Regions from separate parts of the Homo sapiens genome. Here region 1 is linked to region 2. Evidence: chromatin loops called from intact Hi-C (ENCODE). Cell type or tissue: breast epithelium. All regions are shown on one strand. Region 1 overlaps STK11 (serine/threonine kinase 11). Region 2 overlaps TMEM259 (transmembrane protein 259).

Region 1 (8,000 bases), 210 kb before region 2:
GCAGGCCTTGCGGGCAGGGTTGGGGGCCCGGCCCTCCGCCCTGGATTTGGTGCTCAGCTGCGCCGCCTCTGTGCCGTTCATACACACGGCCTTGGGGAGGCCCCGGCGCTGTCCATTGTGACTGGCCTCCTCTTCTGGGACCTGTCCTGGGAGGGAGACGGCAAGTGTGGCCTGAGCTGAGGGGCGCAACCCCAGAGCCACAGGGACCTGGCTGGCCCCCACCACGGGGACGCACTTACAGCTGCTGCCCAGGCCATGCCCGCCCCCGGGTCAGGCCCAGGTGTATCCAGCCTGAAATGCTGCCCCCCAGCAGCTCTGGGAGGCACCCCCCGGGGCTGAGCCTCCCGCAGATGGCCTGGGCAGGAGTGTCCCCTCCACCACGTCTGTTGCACCTGCCATGGCCGCAGGTGGGACCCCACCCAGGTACTGACTGCAGGAACCTCACGAGTAGGAGGCAAGCTGACAAGGCAGGACCCTCCCGTGCTCCCCTGGGGCACCCTGGCCCATGGTTGGTTCTAGAGGCCCAGGAGCCGCCACATGCTCATCTGTGAGGACACAGGAGGGCCAGGCTCGGGCCAGGCTCAGGCCAGGCACGCGAAATGCCAGCACAGAACCACGCGGGGAGCAGAGCTCAGCCTGCCAGGGCCCCCAGCTGCCCCCAGTCCCTGCTAGCCACCAACCATCACCAGCACCCTGGTGAAACCCACAGGCCTGGGGCTGCCCACCCTGCCCAGGTGGACACTGTTCTCACAATGGCAGGGGAAAGTGCAGGAAGCTGCCCACGTACTGTCCCTGCGAGGAGCCGTGGTGGTTGGCGAGGACTCCGCGAACACACTGGCTGCCGAGCCATCCCCGAGGCCCCTCCCGGGCGAAGTCAGTGGGAGGCCGCCCCGGGCTGCCCCAGAGCTCATGTGCCCAGTGCAGAGCCCCAGCTCCGAGAATGGACCAGTGGCTGACTCAGCAGCTTCCAGAACTTGCCACACACCCACCCCATGTGCACAGGAAGTCACTAGCTTTAAAAAAGCACCTTGGGCCGGTCGCGGTGGCTCACGCTTGTAATCCCAGCACTTTGGGAGGCCGAGGTGGGCAGATCATGAGGTTAGGAGTTTGAGACCAGCCTGACCAACATGGTGAAACCCCCGTCTCTACTAAACATACAAAAATTAGCCGGGCATGCTGGCGCGCACTTGTAATCCCAGCTACTCAGGAGGCTGAGGCAGAATTGCTTGAATCCGGGAGGTGGAGGTTGCAGTGAGCCGAGATCGCACCACAGCACTCCAGCCTGGGCGACAGAGCAAGACTCTGTCTCCAAAAAAAAAAAAAGATAAAAAAGACCTTGGTGAGGAGGCACCAATTGCACCCATAGGTCTGAGCTTGGGCCCAGCCCGTCTCTGGTGGGGCAGACCCTGTGGACAAGGTGCCCCAGCTCTGCATCAGCGGGCACAGCCGCCACTGGGCCCTTGCCCCACCCCACACTCCTGTCTGCACTGGTGCCCAGGATCTAGCCCAAGCCCCTTCCCTGGGATCTGGGTGTTGGCAGCAGGACCCGCATCCTGGGTAGGGACACGTGAGGCCAAAGTGGAGGCACGCAGAGGCCGATGCAGCAGCCCCGGCAGAGCGCAGAGGATGGCCTGACCCGAGGGCGCCGGGCTGTCCTGCCCCAACGCAAGGGGGCTCTGCAGGTCAGGGACGGGGCTCACGCTGAAGCCTGAAGTTGAGCCTGTCCCCAGCATCTGAGCAGTGGGAGGGGCGTCCACCTGAGTACCCAGTACTGAGTACTGAGGCCTCAGCCATGCCGAGTGGTCTGGCGGCCCTTCCCCCTGCTGGGTACTCCTCCTCACCACCCACAGTGGGCTTAGCAGGGTCATGAAAAAGGTGGCCCAGCCCCTGCTCTCCTCCCAGGCACCTCACCCCAGGGCAGCCCAGGTCTCACACAGGCCTGAGGGTCCCCAGGAGGGAAGCCAGTGCCGGGTCCTGGCTCAGGGATCCTGGCCTGCAGGGGCGGCCGTGGGGGTCAGCGTGTGGTCCACGTCCCAGTAGGGACTCTCGCAACCTGCCTGGGCTGGCCCTGCCCTAACTGGCCCTCCTGCCTGGGATTTGCCTGGCTGCCCGTCTCAGGGCACCAGGGCTCTGAAAGGCAGAAGACCCTGGGCCTGGGGTCAAATTGCAGCCAGGCCCCAAGGATGGGCACCATGAGGGGCCCCCACCTCCCAGCACACCCTAGTGACCAGGGTACCCAGCAGCACCTCCCGTTCCAACAGACCAGACGCGATGGTCGTGGTGCTGCAAATCCAAGAGCCCAGGAGCTGAGACCCTGTGATCCTGGGGGCCCCACACACGCTGTACCCTCCTGGGGGGCCCCCACATGCTGCATCCTCCTGGGGGGCCCCCAGACACTGTACCCCCCGGGGACCCCCATACACTGTGCTCTCGGGGGCCCCCACACTGTACTCTCCTGGGGACCAGCTACTGAGCTGAGCCTAGGGGTTTGATGAGGGGCCCAGGAGTGCTGAGGGACCTAATGGGGGGCTCTCTGCAGGGCCCCCACTATTCTGGGACCCTCGGGCCCGGGGGTGGACCCTGTGCACTGGGTCCTCACATCCCAACCTGCCTGGCGTACCCCCCTTCTCAGGCCGGCCCCTGCCCACCACTTCCCGCTGAAACAGTAAAGCAGAAAGCCCCCTCAGGCTCCAGCCCGAGCGCAGCAAGCATCCACCCTGCAGATACACTGCAAAACTCTTTATGACACGGCCCAGCCCTGGGCCGAACACAGCCAAGCCGGGAGCATGGCGGGGAGGGGCTGGCTGCCAATGTGGGCCGCCCCTACGCTAAGGCCCTGAGCTCCTCCTCAGGCACTACTGCGGCGCCGGCCGAGAGGCTTCCTCTCCTGAAAGGTCTGAGCCCTCGCTCTTCTGCAAGCCGCGCTCCGCTCTAAGCCCTGCCTCAGACGCCTCCTCGCCACCTAGGGAAGAAGGGCGGCCGGCATCAGGGCCAGCGGGCAGGCCTCAGGGACGACGGGAGGGAGGGCCACTGGACCCTCTCTCATGCCAGCTGTCTGAGGGGCCACCCTGCACCCTGACTCTCACCTACCCTCCCCCGACCCTGGGGCTCCCCCGCCTGCTCCTGCTGGGACTCAGGCCAAGGCCGGTGGGTGGTGCCTGGCTGGGCAGCACCCGGAGAGACGCCTGAGGAACCCTCCTGGCCAGACAGGCCTGGGCTGGTGCCCCCGCTGACCCCACACCTTTCAGCCATGTCCCAGCGGCCCGCAGGGCGGAGGCAGCCTGCAGGTGGGCTGGAGGCTTTGGGGACGTGGGATTGGCCACCAGAGGGCAGAAGCTGTCCTTGTTGCAGACAGGCAGGCACCCTGCTCCCGTGGGACATCCTGGCCGAGTCAGCAGAGCCGGGCAGGGGCCCCCGCCAGACTCACCGGGCACCGTGAAGTCCTGAGTGTAGATGATGTCATCCTCGATGTCGAAGAGGTCCTCGTCCTCGTCCGCGCCGTGCAGGTCCTCCAAGTACGGCACCACAGTCATGCTGCGCCACCGGTCCTTGGTGTCTGGGCTCGGTGGGATGGGCACTGGTGCTTCAGCCGGAGGATGTTTCTTCCGGAACCAGCTGCAAACGCCCAGAAGCAGTGGCGCCTGTCAGGCTGGCACCAGGGCGGTCCAGTTTTCCGACCCAGCTCCTCTGGGCCCAGGGTACCTGCCACACACTCAGGAGCTGGGACCAGGCCGTGCAAGGGGTGGCTGTGACCACAGAAGCTCAGCCATGTCCTCTAGGAGCAGGCAGGCTGACCTGACTCCAAGCCTGACAGATGTCCCCTCCACCCTGAGGCCTGTGTCCCAGGTGGCACTCAGAAGCCAGCACCCACCAGATGGATGCTGGCTGCAAAGCCAGCAAAGGCCAGAAGGGGGTCTGGGGGGCCCTGAGCACATCCCAGCCCAGGAGGCTATCGGGGGGCAGCCCCAGTCCCCGCCAGGCGCCCAGATGACCCGAGCTGTGCAGAGACCCCCAAGGCACAATCAGCACCAGCGCCTCAGGGGTCCGGACACTCCCACTCCCAGAGCCGGTCTCAGTGGGTGGCCTCGGGGCTCGGAGGGGCTCCAGCAGACGGCTCAAGGGCCTCCAGGGGCTGGTGCAGAGGAGCAGAGCCCACGAAGTGAGGGAGGCGGCACTGTGGGGCCTGCTGACCCCGTCCGCTGCTCTGTCTTCCCTGTCATGGAGCTGGGGGCCCTGGGCTGGATCCCAGCCACACCCTGCTGCTGGGAGCCCCAGGAGGAGGGGAAAAAGAGAGGCTCTCGCCAGTGTTTGGGACCAGCTGTGCCCTTCCTGGCGCATCTCCATGCCTAGGGCAGGGACGGACGCATGTCCTCACTCAGACCCCAGTTCGGACAAGGCGCCTGGGTCTGGCCGGTAACAGGACACTGCCCAGAGACCCCACTCGGGCCCCGAGAACTGCGGGCGCTGCACGGGGTCTGGCCCCAGCCCAGCCTGGCACCCCCACCACGCCCTGCTCTAGCGCCCGCTCAACCAGCTGCCCACATGGCCGGCCTCCCTGCAGCCTCGGCCCCACTGCCCCCAGGGGCCGCTCACCTGTGCTGCCGGATCTGCCGGATGGAGAACCTCTTGGCCGGTTCGTACTCAAGCATCCCTGAGGAGAAGCCGGCGAGGAGCCTGTCAGCTGGGCACAGGCCTGAGACCCCACCAACCGTCCCCGCCTGCCCAGCCTCTGTTGTCAGGCCCTGGGTGATACCTGGACGCTCCTAAGGGGGACCCCGCGCACAGGCGGTCTCCCTGACAGAGGCCACTCCACTCCTGGGACATGCCGGGGACAGCCTGTGCGCGGCTGGCAGGGAGACAGGGCTGGGCTGGACGGCCAGGGCGGTTCCGTTCTCCCAAGGCCACTGGGCAGATGGACGGACGGCCAGTGCCACCTGCTGCCATGCGTAGGAAGTGCAGCAGGACAACCCTGACAGACCCTGCAAGCCAGGGAGCCCCCGAGGGTGGGGCTGGGGGAGGCGCAGGGCAGCACTGCCCTCTGGGGTGGGAGTTCGGAGGGTGAACAGGGCCCAGAAGCAGGGTGGAGCTGAGGGACCTGGCAAACCAGGCCCTGCGGGGAGGTCGGCCTCTCCACTCAGTCCTCTCAATGCCTGCTGGGGTCTCGGGGCCAATAGCCCCCCACCTGACACCCCCAACCCTACATTTCTGCACAAAAGCCCCGCCTCCCTGGGGCTGCGGGCAGAGGGATGAGGCTCCCACCTTTCAGCAGGTCAGAGAGCGGGGGGCCACAGTCGCCCGGGATGGCGTAGCTCCCCTTCCCGATGTTCTCAAACAACTTGTAGATGTTGTCCCCTTCGAAGGGGTACAGACCCGTGGTGATGTTGTAGCTTCATTTCGAGGGGAGGGAAGAAAGGCGTGGTCAGTCAAGGTGGTTGACGCCCTAGGAGCCCCAGCTCTACCCCAGGGACAGAGGCGTCCCGTGGCTGCTGGACCAGAGGCCCTGTGGACTCAAGGACACCTCTGTCTTCACCACCTTCCACTAGTGGAGGCTACGGGGTAGGAGGGGAGTGTCCTCTGGACCCACCCGGGGAAGGGGCCTGGAGCTGCTGTCACCCGCCCAGCTTCCCTGTGGGGCTCTGGGAGGAGGGTCGGCCGTGCCACTCTGTGAAGATCCCTGACGGGCCAGGCTGCACTTCACACGGGTGAACCACCATCTGCCGTATGAGTTACATTTCCATAAAGTAAGCACCCCCTAGCGGCTGTGGCCAGAGAGGGTCTGGGCCGGTGGCCACGCCCTGCGCCCACAGGCCGGCAGCTGCCCAAGACGCAGAGGCCCCTCGGAGTGTGCGTGTGGTGAGTGCCCGGGGGGGCGGGGCACTTACAGGGTGACCCCAGCCGACCAGATGTCCACCTTGAAGCCGGAGAAGGTGTCCAGGCCGTTGGCAATCTCGGGCGGCTGGAAAGCCGGGGAGCCCTGGCTGGTCCGGCAGGTGTCGTCCGCCGCGAACGGGTGCAGTGCCTGTGGCGGTGCCGTGCAGCCCTCAGGGAGTGCCCGGGAGGGGGCGCCCCAGGGCCCCCCCTAGCACGTGCCTACCTCGGCCACGCCCAGGTCGGAGATTTTGAGGGTGCCACCGGTGGTGAGCAGCAGGTTCCCCGGCTTGATGTCCTTGTGCACAATGCCCTGGCTATGCAGGTACTCCAGGCCGTCAATCAGCTGACAGAAGTACCTGCGGGCAGCACACACCCGTCCTGGGGCCGAGGCCTCCCTGCCCCTCACAGGGGTCCCCTTTGCAGCTGCCTGGGAGCCTCCCAAACACCACAGGCCCAGCTGGGAAGTCACAGAAGTCCAGGCACACAGGACAGAGGAAAGGCTAGGTCCAGCAGGGAGCCACACCTGCGCCTGCAGTGGCCACCCTCGTCCGGCCGAGCCACGTCTGGCAGGGCCCCGGATGTCCACAGGTCTCATTTTCCTGTGGGCCACAGGCCGGCTGCACCCCAAAGTCTTGCTGGAACAGCAGGCCCCTCCCTGCCCCTGTGGTCCTGCAGCAGCAAGGGGCCCTGACTCTGAGGCCACAGACCTGCATCCAGGAGATCTGGTCAGGGCAGGCGGCTGCCAGCGATGGGCTGGAAGCAGGCCACTGGCCTCAGGCAGCAGGCCCAGCAAAGATGGAGGCGGGAGGTTGGCAGCAGCCCTGCCTGTGGATGCCACACATGGGGGACCCCAAAACTGTTTTTAAAAACTTGGGCCTTTACAAGGCCGGGCGTGGTAGCTCATGCCTGTAATCCCAGCACTTTGGGAGGCTGAGGCAGGCGGATCACGAGGTCAGGAGTTTGAGACCATCCTGGCTAACACGGTGAAACCCCGTCTCTACTAAAAATACAAAAAATTAGCCGGGCGTGGTGGCGGGCGCCTGTAATCCCAGCTACTCGGGAAGCTGAGGCAGAAGAATGGCGTGAACCTCGGAGGCGGAGCTTGCAGTGAGCCGAGATCGCACCATTGCACTCCAGCCTGGGCGACAGAGTGAGACTCCATCTCGAAAAAAAACACAAAAAAACAAAAAAACAAAAAAACTTGGGCCTTCATGTCAATGAATATCAGGACAAGCAGTGTGGCCTCACGGAAAGGAGCCTGCCCTGCCTGGCCCCCGGCCCCCGCCCCACCCTGGCCCCTGCCCCGCGCACGCACCCGTGGGCCTGGCACACTGGGAAACGCTTCTCCGGCACGCTGTCCAGCATTTCCTGCATGCCACACACGCAGTACTCCATCACCATATACGTGGGGCGCTAAGGACACACAGCTCAGGGGGCGGCCCCACTCACAGGCCCAGGGAGCACGGGGGCCAGAAAAGGGGCTCTGGAGGGACCCTCTGCACCCACCTTGCCCCTCCTCGGGACCAGGGCCCACCCTGCCCTCAGCCACCCCTCTGAAAAGGCCCAGGGGCCCCAGCGTCCCAGGAGGAAGGAGCCTACGGGGAAGGGGAGGACAGGGCTGACTCTTGGGGCAGCGTTCCTGCGGGGCTCACGTCCCCCACCCTGCCCATGGGCGGGGGATGGTGCCTCCTGGACGCCCCCCCAAGCAGGCTCGGGCCCATGCAGGACGGTCCCAGGGCCCCTGACCGCGTGGCTCAGGGAACACAGCCCCAGCCTCAGGACCACTTCTGGCTCTTGCTCTGGGCACAGGGCCTTAGGAAGCAAAGTCCCCGTAGGGAGGCTGTGCCCGTAAGACCCATGGGGGTGTCCACAGATGACACGAGGACACGCCCAGCCACGACCAAAATGGCCCACAACGGTCAGCCCGCGTGGCCTGTCTCAGGCAGACCGTGGCTACACCCCTGGTTAGCCTGGGAGGAGACTCTGAGAAAAAAGGGACTTGACACCCCACGGGCCCAAGACACAGGGGCCAGGGCTCAGGGCCCCTTTCAGCAAGCTGCGCAGCCATTGCCACAATGGCTGACTTCCGGGGAACCAGGGAAGGCCACGGCCCTCGTGTGCCAGTCTCC
Region 2 (8,000 bases):
GTGGATGCCCACAGGGTGAAGGGGTCTCGACTCAGCACCCCTGGACATGGGCAGGGGCCCGCGCCTAGCCACAGGGAGTAATGGGGCTCCTCTTGTGGGGTCGTGACGATTAAAGACGGGGTATGTGAGACCCCAGGGGCCCTGCTCTGAATGGGGGACCTGTCACATTGAGGCCACTGTGAGGCTGCAGTGGAAGGAGAGGCCCCGGTGGCCTGGAGGCAGGAAGCACCCCGGGTGGACAAAGGGGAGCCCCAGGTAGTGTTTCCTGGCTGGGGCTGAGGGCTCTGTGTCCCACCTGGGAGGAGAGTGTGGCTCCGCGGGCTTGTGTGTCCGTCGGTCTGTGGGTCAGTCAAATACCCAGAGAGCGGGCAGGCTGCTCCTGGCACTCCAGGTCTGTGGGGAGACAGGAAAGGAAAGGCCCACCCAGTGGCCGAGTGTTGGGGTGCCCTGAGAGCCTCGGCCAGAACATCCAGGAAGCTTCCTGGAGGAGGCGGTGAGCACGGCCCCAGGCTGGGGGAGGTGCTCCTGTGGGTGCAGCCGTGTGTGGGCTGACCCGGAGGAAGGAAGGGTCATAGGGGTGGGGTGACTCCTGTGCTGGGTGGGCAGGGCCTCCTGGAGGTGAGCCACAGCCAGTGGGATGGGGTGGGGTGTCCAGGCAGCTGGAGAGCGTGTGGGAAGGCCGTGGGGCTGGAGCATGTGGGTGCCTGCTGGGGAGCCTGGGTCAGGGACAGGGTCATGGAGTGTAGGGGACTGGACCACCCAGGGCATGCGAGTGGCTGAGCCAGGTTGCGGGCAGAGGGTGGCCAGGGGCCCATGGGAGCATTTGCAGGTGAGCTCCCTGGGGAGGGTTACTGTGGGCGTGGACGAGGCTGCCTGGGCGTGTGGCTCAGGGCCGGGCCTGGTGAGGTGGCTGCTGCAGGGTGGCTGATGACAGACAGGTCTTGGGGAGGAGGACCCGGGACTCGGGATGAGCCTGCGTCTGGCTGGGTGGTGCCTGCTCCTTGTTTTGTGGTGGGAGACTGAAGGGGAGCTGAGGCTTTGGCGGCAACGGGCCTTGTCCAGTGGGGCATTTTTCTGGTCATGCTCAGTCAGGGAAGAGGGGCCCTGAGCTCGGTCAGCACGGAGCACCTGATGGGGCAGAGACACAGTGACGTCTGAGTCATAGCGTCTGGTGGACTTGAAGTCTTTGACTGGAGTGTGTGCACATTGTGTGAAAACACTGGTGCCCTCTCATCACGTCCGCTGTCTTCATGGGACGGGTCACTCACACCAGTGCTGGGTGTGGCAGGATGTGTGTCCTGTGCCCTCTCCCGCTGACCCTGGACCAAGCTGACCCTGCCCAGGGCAACCCCAGGAGCTGCTCTTCCCCGTGGGGCCTTAATTGTGCAGACTGGCACTGCCCTGGCCCCTCCCTCCTGGCCATGTGACCTCAGCAGGTCCAGGTCTGTCGGGACCTCTGTGTCAGTTCCTCGTATATAAACCAGGGATGGTAACAGCCGTGCGTCCCTTGTGAAGCGTTGGACAGCCCCGACCTCGGCCCACTGTGTATCAGCACTTTTTGGAACATCTTGGCACAGGGTCCATTGCTGTCCTGGGCACAGCTCCTGCTGGATGTGTGGGCCTGGAAGGCAGAGCGTGGCCACCAGCAGCATCCACCATGGGCCTCGCGGGCCCCTCTCTCCTGAGAGTGCTGAGCCGAGGGGCTGTGGGGTCAGTGTCTCTGACCGTGACCCACCACTGGGCCCAGCCTCCGTGGCTCCTGTCCCCAGATGCCATATGGGGAAACGCTAGGCTTTGAAAGCATCTCAGGCTCCGGGGCTGCCCCCCTTCCACACTGCCCTCCCTGTCTTCCCCAGGACACAGGGGAACCCTCCCCAGCAGAGGGCCCTGCCCCCTCCCCCCGCCCACCCCTCATTTGTAGCTCCGGCGTCTGTGGGCGGGGCCTGAATGCCTGGCGGTCAGGGTTCTGCTCTTGCCTGTTTCTGCTTAAATCTCAGCGCCGGGCCAGCCTTCATCCCCTGCGGCTCTTTTGGCTGTAAGGACTAGAAATGCAGTTCAGATCAGCCCAAGGGATTCTCCAGCTCCTGGGGCTGGGGAGTGTGATGGGGCTCGCCCCAGGTGCACGTGCGGCTAGACCCAGGGCTTTATCCGTGCTCAGACTCAGGGCCTCCCACAGGTCACAGCACTGCGGCCGGGCTGGAAGTGGGTTGCTTTGCTGACTCGGCCCTTTGCTCAGTCTACAGAGGGTTCTGGAGAGGAGGCCCCAGCTCACTGTGGGCGTGGAAGAGTTGAGGCTCCTGGTGGTCTTGCCTATGGCTGTGCGGCCACAGGTGGCTCACTGCACCCCGGGCATTGGTGCACCTGCCAGCAGGTCACGGGTCACGGAGGGGCCCTGTGCTCCAGGCTCTCTGGCTTGTGATTTTGAGTCTGATCAATTCTTCCCTGAGAGTCTGGGGTTCCATGTGGCCGTGGGCGCCCCCTTGGCCCAGCTGGGTCCTCAGTTTTGCGGATCGGGGCAGCAGGTAGACGTGACCCTCACCAGGCTCGGGGGTGATGCCTGGACCTCAGGTTGGGAGGTACAGTGGGCAGCCAAACCGCCAGACGGTGAGGCGGGCTCCCTGGAAGAGGGGCTGCCCTGAACTGCCCCTAGAGGGGCCCCACTCTGAGTTGTGCCTGCAGCACGCTGGGGCGTGGGCTCCCCAAGCCCTGTGGACGTCGGGGTGGGGCCGTCCTGGGCACTGCGGGGTGCCGAGCAGCATCCCTGGCCTCACCCACTCCATGCCAGGAGCTCCCCCAATTGTGACAACCACAGATGTCCCAAGCATCCCCTGGGCAGGAGCCCCCAGGTGAGAGCTGCTGGCACCCCAGTTCATAGGTTGTGCCTCGGGCACGGCAGCCTCGCCCTGCCGTGGGGCGCTCTGCCCAGCCACGGAGGTCCACTGTGTCCCCAGCAGCTGCGGCTGGCCCCGCCAGGCCTGGGAGGGTTGCACAGGGCGCCCCGCCAGGTGAGAGAAGCTATTTTCAGGTGGTGAGATCAGGGGAGTGCTGGGGACGCAGCGGAAGGTGAGGCAGGAAGCAGCAGGTTGGGCTGTGGAGGGCTGTGCCCTCTTTCGTAGACAGTGGGTCCAGCTGGTGGCCCTGGGGTGGCGGCAACACCCATGCTGCTGCTTGCAGGGCGGGAGCCGTTGGCTGGCAGAGGGCCCTGGTGTGCTCCACTTGGTGGGTCTGAGTCCAGCCTCGTCTCCTCCCAGGTTTGGGGGGTCCTGTGTGCATCTGAGAGGGCCCCGGCCTGCTGGCTTCGTCCGGCTCACCCCTGAGGAGGTGCGGGGCAGTCACAGGCCTTGCCGAAGCCCCAGGGCCTGTCAGAGCCGGGCTGCAGGTGGCAGAGCCCCTCCGGGGTTGGAGTGGGGCGTCCCCCGGATCCTCAGTCACTTGGACTATGTGAGGGGCTGGCCCGGTGCAGTCAGCGTGGGAGGGACCCAGGGTCCTCAGAGCCCAATTCGGCTTCTGGGGTTTCCTTCCTTTCCCCGTCCTGGGCGTCCCAGCGCGCCCCATCACGCCCCATCACGTAGGCCCTTGGGTGTCGGCTGCAGCTGGCCCTGGGGCGCCCCACTGACTGCCGGCCGCCCCCTAGGCCCTGTTTGTGCTCTTCGTCCTGGCCTACATCCACATCGTCTTCTCCCGCTCGCCCATCAACTGCCTGGAGCATGTGCGTGACAAGTGGCCGCGTGAGGGCATCCTGCGTGTGGAAGTGCGGCACAACTCGAGCCGCGCGCCCGTCTTCCTACAGTTCTGTGACAGCGGCGGCCGCGGGAGCTTCCCGGGCCTGGCCGTGGAACCAGGCAGCAACCTGGACATGGAAGATGAGGAGGAGGAAGAGCTGACCATGGAGATGTTTGGGAACAGCTCCATCAAGGTGAGCCAGGCCTGGGCTCAGCTGCAGCAGAGGCCAGCGCCCCGTAGATGCTGGTCGCTGAAGGGGCGGTTCCTGACATCGACAGGATGTTGGGGTTCTTGACTTTCAGGGACCTGGCATGCAGACAAGGCCGCCCCTGCCTGCCGTGGCCTTTTGGTGGCCTGGGGGCTCTGAAGCAAGACCCTCGGCCTGTCGCCCTGCTAGAGGCCTGGGCAGGGCAGGGGGATCTCGGGGAGGACTTGGGCTGGGCAGACTCGGGCCTTTGAGAGTAGCTGTTCCGGGGAGGGGATTGGCTGGGGCTGGGGATGCAGTGGGCAGCAATAGCTGAGGAGGCCTGGGGGCTGAAAGCTAAGAGCTCTGGGCCCATCCTGGCCGTCCTGAGGTGGCCCCACTGCCTGCAGAGGTGCTGGGTTCCCGGTCAGCTTGTGGTGGCCTTGGGCACTGGTGGGACCAGGTGGCTGTGTTGGGCCCCACAGCCTGGTGGGAGATGTTTTTGCTTCAGCAGTCAGGGTTTGGGGTCCCACCTGTTCCCACAGAGCCAACCCCAAGAGTTTGAGTGTTTGGGCAGAGCATCATGGACCCTTCCATGGGGTCTACTGCCTGTAGCTGGCCCTTGCCTCAGCTTCAGGATTCAGAGCTGTGCTGGAGATGGCCTCACAGCAGGGCAGGCTTGGTGTTGAGGTGGGGTCCCAGCTGAGGCGGGAGGCACACGTAGTCCACCCTGGCCTGGTCAGTGGTGGGGCAGAGGCTGAGGCTTCCAGTCCCTTCCCATTAGCAGGACTGTATCCTCAGGCTGGGCCCTCACAGCCCGGGCTGGCGCTGCTGACACCCAGGTCCCTGGTCGCCCACAGTTTGAGCTGGACATCGAGCCCAAGGTGTTCAAGCCGCCGAGTAGCACAGAGGCCCTGAATGACAGCCAGGAGTTCCCCTTCCCCGAGACGCCCACCAAAGGTAGGCCACCCACCAAAGGTGTACTGCCTCACGGGGTTGCCTCAGTCATGGGGTGCTGGGGTGCAGGCGGGGTCCCTCCGAACATCCCCAGCCTGCTGGCTGCATGTCCTGGACCGTTGAGGGCACCCCCGTGCCTCGATTTCCCCATCTGTCAGCACAGGAGGCTGTGGGGACACCCCAGAGCCTGGGGTAACTGGCTCAGCTCATCCTTTCTGGGATCCTCGTGAACGGCGACTTGGAGGGGATGGATCCCTTCGGCTCTGAGCTCAGAGTTCTAGCGGGCTGTGCTCAGGGAAGCCCCCGCCCCCGCCCCCACCCCTGCCCATCTGGCAGCAGAGGGTCTATCCAGAGGGCCGGGGCCTCTGAAGTGTTGGGGGTGTGCTGGGGGCCGCCAGGGCAGTGGGGCAGCCCTGCACCCAGCCAGCCCCAGCCAGGGAGAGGGGGCCACGGGAGGAGGAGCCTGGCCAGCCTCTGCAGTGCACAGGGCAGGACACCAGCTTGAGTGGGCACCATCCCAAGTGTCCATGTAGGGGTCCTCCCAGCACCCACCTGGGGCCCAGGGCTCAGCAGGTCTCACCCTCCACCCCTCAACGCCTGCCTTGCCTGCTGGCAGTGGGCGGGGGACGTGTGTGGGGGCGCTGACCTGGTCCCTGGTTCTGCCCTGCAGTGTGGCCGCAGGACGAGTACATCGTGGAGTACTCACTAGAGTATGGCTTCCTTCGCCTGTCGCAGGCCACCCGCCAGCGCCTGAGCATCCCCGTCATGGTGGTCACCCTGGGTGAGTCTGAGCTGCTGGGCTTGGGGAGCTCCATGGCGGGGCCTCCCCTCCTCCCTCGGGTCTCCTCCTGCTGGTGCGGGACGGGGGGCTGTGCAGGAAGCACTGGGGTCTGCCCCGCCCCAGGCACGCTTCCCAGGGCTGGGGTCCTGGATGGGTTTCCTAAGAATGGGCAGGGCCAGGAAGCAGGCCAGGCCTCAGCAATGGAGCCAGCTGGGGCAGGGCCCAGGGGGTGGCCTGGGCGGGGCTCCCGGCTCCCTGATTCACCCACCCGCAGACCCCACGCGGGACCAGTGCTTCGGGGACCGCTTCAGCCGCCTGCTGCTGGATGAGTTCCTGGGCTACGATGACATCCTCATGTCCAGCGTGAAGGGCCTGGCCGAGAACGAGGAGAACAAGGGTGAGGCATGCCCCGGGGCCGAGGGTGCGAGGGCGCGGGTGGGGGCGGGCGCTCACGGCTCCTTCTGCTGCAGGCTTCCTGCGGAATGTGGTGTCGGGCGAGCACTACCGCTTTGTGAGCATGTGGATGGCGCGGACGTCCTACCTGGCCGCCTTCGCCATCATGGTCATCTTCGTGAGTGCCTCGGGGCGGGTGCGGGGGCTGGCCGGGCGGGAGCCAAGCAGGCCCTCGCAGCCCCTCATAGCGCTTCCTGCGCGCCCCTTGCAGACGCTGAGCGTGTCCATGCTGCTGCGGTACTCACACCACCAGATCTTCGTCTTCATCGGTGAGTGTCCCGCCGGCGCAGGGCGGGGCGGGCGTCCTCCAGGCCCTCACCGGGCGCCCGCCGCCCTGTGCCCGCAGTGGACCTGCTGCAGATGCTGGAGATGAACATGGCCATCGCCTTCCCCGCAGCGCCCCTGCTGACCGTCATCCTGGCCCTCGTCGGTGAGGACCCCACCCGGCCTCCCCCGCCCCGCGCTGCACCCCGCCCCGCCCGCTTCAACCGGCGCCGCCTCTCCCTGCAGGGATGGAGGCCATCATGTCGGAGTTCTTCAACGACACCACCACCGCCTTCTACATCATCCTCATCGTGTGGCTCGCGGACCAGTATGACGCCATCTGCTGCCACACCAGCACCAGCAAGCGGCATTGGCTGCGGTGAGCGTGGCGCGGGGGCAGGGTGGAGTGGGTGCTGGTGGGCAGGGGTAGGGGGCTGCCAGAGGGAGGGGCGCTGGAGGCGGGGGTGGTGGCTGCGCCACGCGGGAACCCCAGGGGCTGGGCCTGGCAGGGTGGGACCTGCAGCCCCGACGCCCTCACCCCGCCCCGCAGGTTCTTCTATCTCTACCACTTCGCCTTCTATGCCTATCACTACCGCTTCAATGGGCAGTATAGCAGCCTGGCCCTGGTCACCTCCTGGCTCTTCATCCAGGTGAGGCCTGGGCGGCAAGCAGGGGGCAGGCCAGCCGTGCCTTTCCAGGCAGGAGAGGCTGCAGCCGGGGAGGATGCCCTGTGGGGTCGGCCCAAGCGGGCAGAGGTAGCGTGGATGGTCCCGGGTGGGCTGCCCTCTGGGAGCAGCGGCTGGGTGGGGCAGGGGCGGGCCCGTCCTGACTCCCACTCTCCCTCCCGCAGCATTCCATGATCTACTTCTTCCACCACTACGAGCTGCCTGCCATCCTGCAGCAGGTCCGCATCCAGGAGATGCTGCTTCAGGCGCCGCCACTGGGCCCCGGGACCCCCACGGCGCTGCCCGATGACATGAACAACAACTCGGGCGCCCCGGCTACAGCCCCTGACTCTGCCGGCCAGCCCCCCGCCCTGGGCCCCGTCTCGCCTGGGGCCAGCGGGAGTCCCGGGCCTGTGGCAGCGGCGCCCAGCTCCCTGGTGGCCGCGGCAGCCTCAGTGGCAGCAGCTGCCGGTGGTGACCTGGGTTGGATGGCAGAGACCGCTGCCATCATCACAGACGCCTCCTTCCTGTCCGGCCTGAGCGCCTCCCTCCTGGAGCGGCGTCCAGCCAGCCCGCTGGGCCCTGCTGGGGGCCTCCCCCACGCCCCCCAGGACAGTGTCCCCCCGAGTGACTCCGCAGCTTCTGACACAACTCCCCTGGGGGCTGCGGTAGGCGGGCCTAGCCCGGCCTCCATGGCCCCAACGGAGGCGCCCTCGGAGGTGGGGTCCTGAGCCGCACAGCTGAGCCGCCTCTGACCCCTGCTGGCTGGGCCTGACCTTCCCGAGCCCGTGGGGGTGGGGGAGGCCAGCCACCTCCTTCCTCTGGGACTGCCCAGCCTGTGTCGGGGGCTTTCAGGGTTTCGTGGGGTTTGCCCGGAAGGCGGCTTTCCTCCCCCTGGTGTGAGGTCGCGCCCGAGGCTTGTACCCGCTAGTGAGGTGTTTGAGCTGGTCAGCAAGGAGAGGGGGTGGGGTTC

The links. Peaks named below come from ENCODE experiments on the same cell type or tissue, not always from the same donor. Only the 100,000 strongest peaks of a DNase experiment are listed, where the experiment ranks them.
Region 1: it touches region 2 in a loop (2.4-fold over the local background); 6 of 110 quality-filtered maps call a loop at or near these places.

What each region holds. Positions count from the first base shown.
Region 1 is chr19:1,218,600-1,226,599 of GRCh38, reverse strand. STK11 (serine/threonine kinase 11) reads right to left here. Exons shown (of 10, transcript NM_000455.5): 3 at 7,187-7,276; 4 at 6,095-6,227; 5 at 5,883-6,019; 6 at 5,260-5,387; 7 at 4,594-4,651; 8 at 3,428-3,615; 9 at 1-146. Among named protein-coding and RNA genes, the nearest start is that of CBARP-DT, 15 kb to the left of the region's middle. RefSeq lists an enhancer at 3,345-3,554. In breast epithelium, a CTCF peak has its summit at 4,963 (motif pointing left); no DNase peak of the experiment used is centred here; H3K27ac peaks cover 2,171 bases.
Region 2 is chr19:1,010,108-1,018,107 of GRCh38, reverse strand. It overlaps TMEM259 (transmembrane protein 259), which reads left to right. Exons shown (of 11, transcript NM_001033026.2): 2 at 3,635-3,916; 3 at 4,768-4,867; 4 at 5,535-5,645; 5 at 5,920-6,042; 6 at 6,116-6,216; 7 at 6,310-6,367; 8 at 6,445-6,528; 9 at 6,609-6,741; 10 at 6,913-7,012; 11 at 7,213-8,000. The coding sequence ends at 7,758. Among named protein-coding and RNA genes, the nearest start is that of TMEM259, 7.0 kb to the left of the region's middle. RefSeq lists an enhancer at 2,840-3,373. In breast epithelium, no CTCF peak of the experiment used is centred here; no DNase peak of the experiment used is centred here; H3K4me3 peaks cover 2,475 bases; H3K27ac peaks cover 2,836 bases.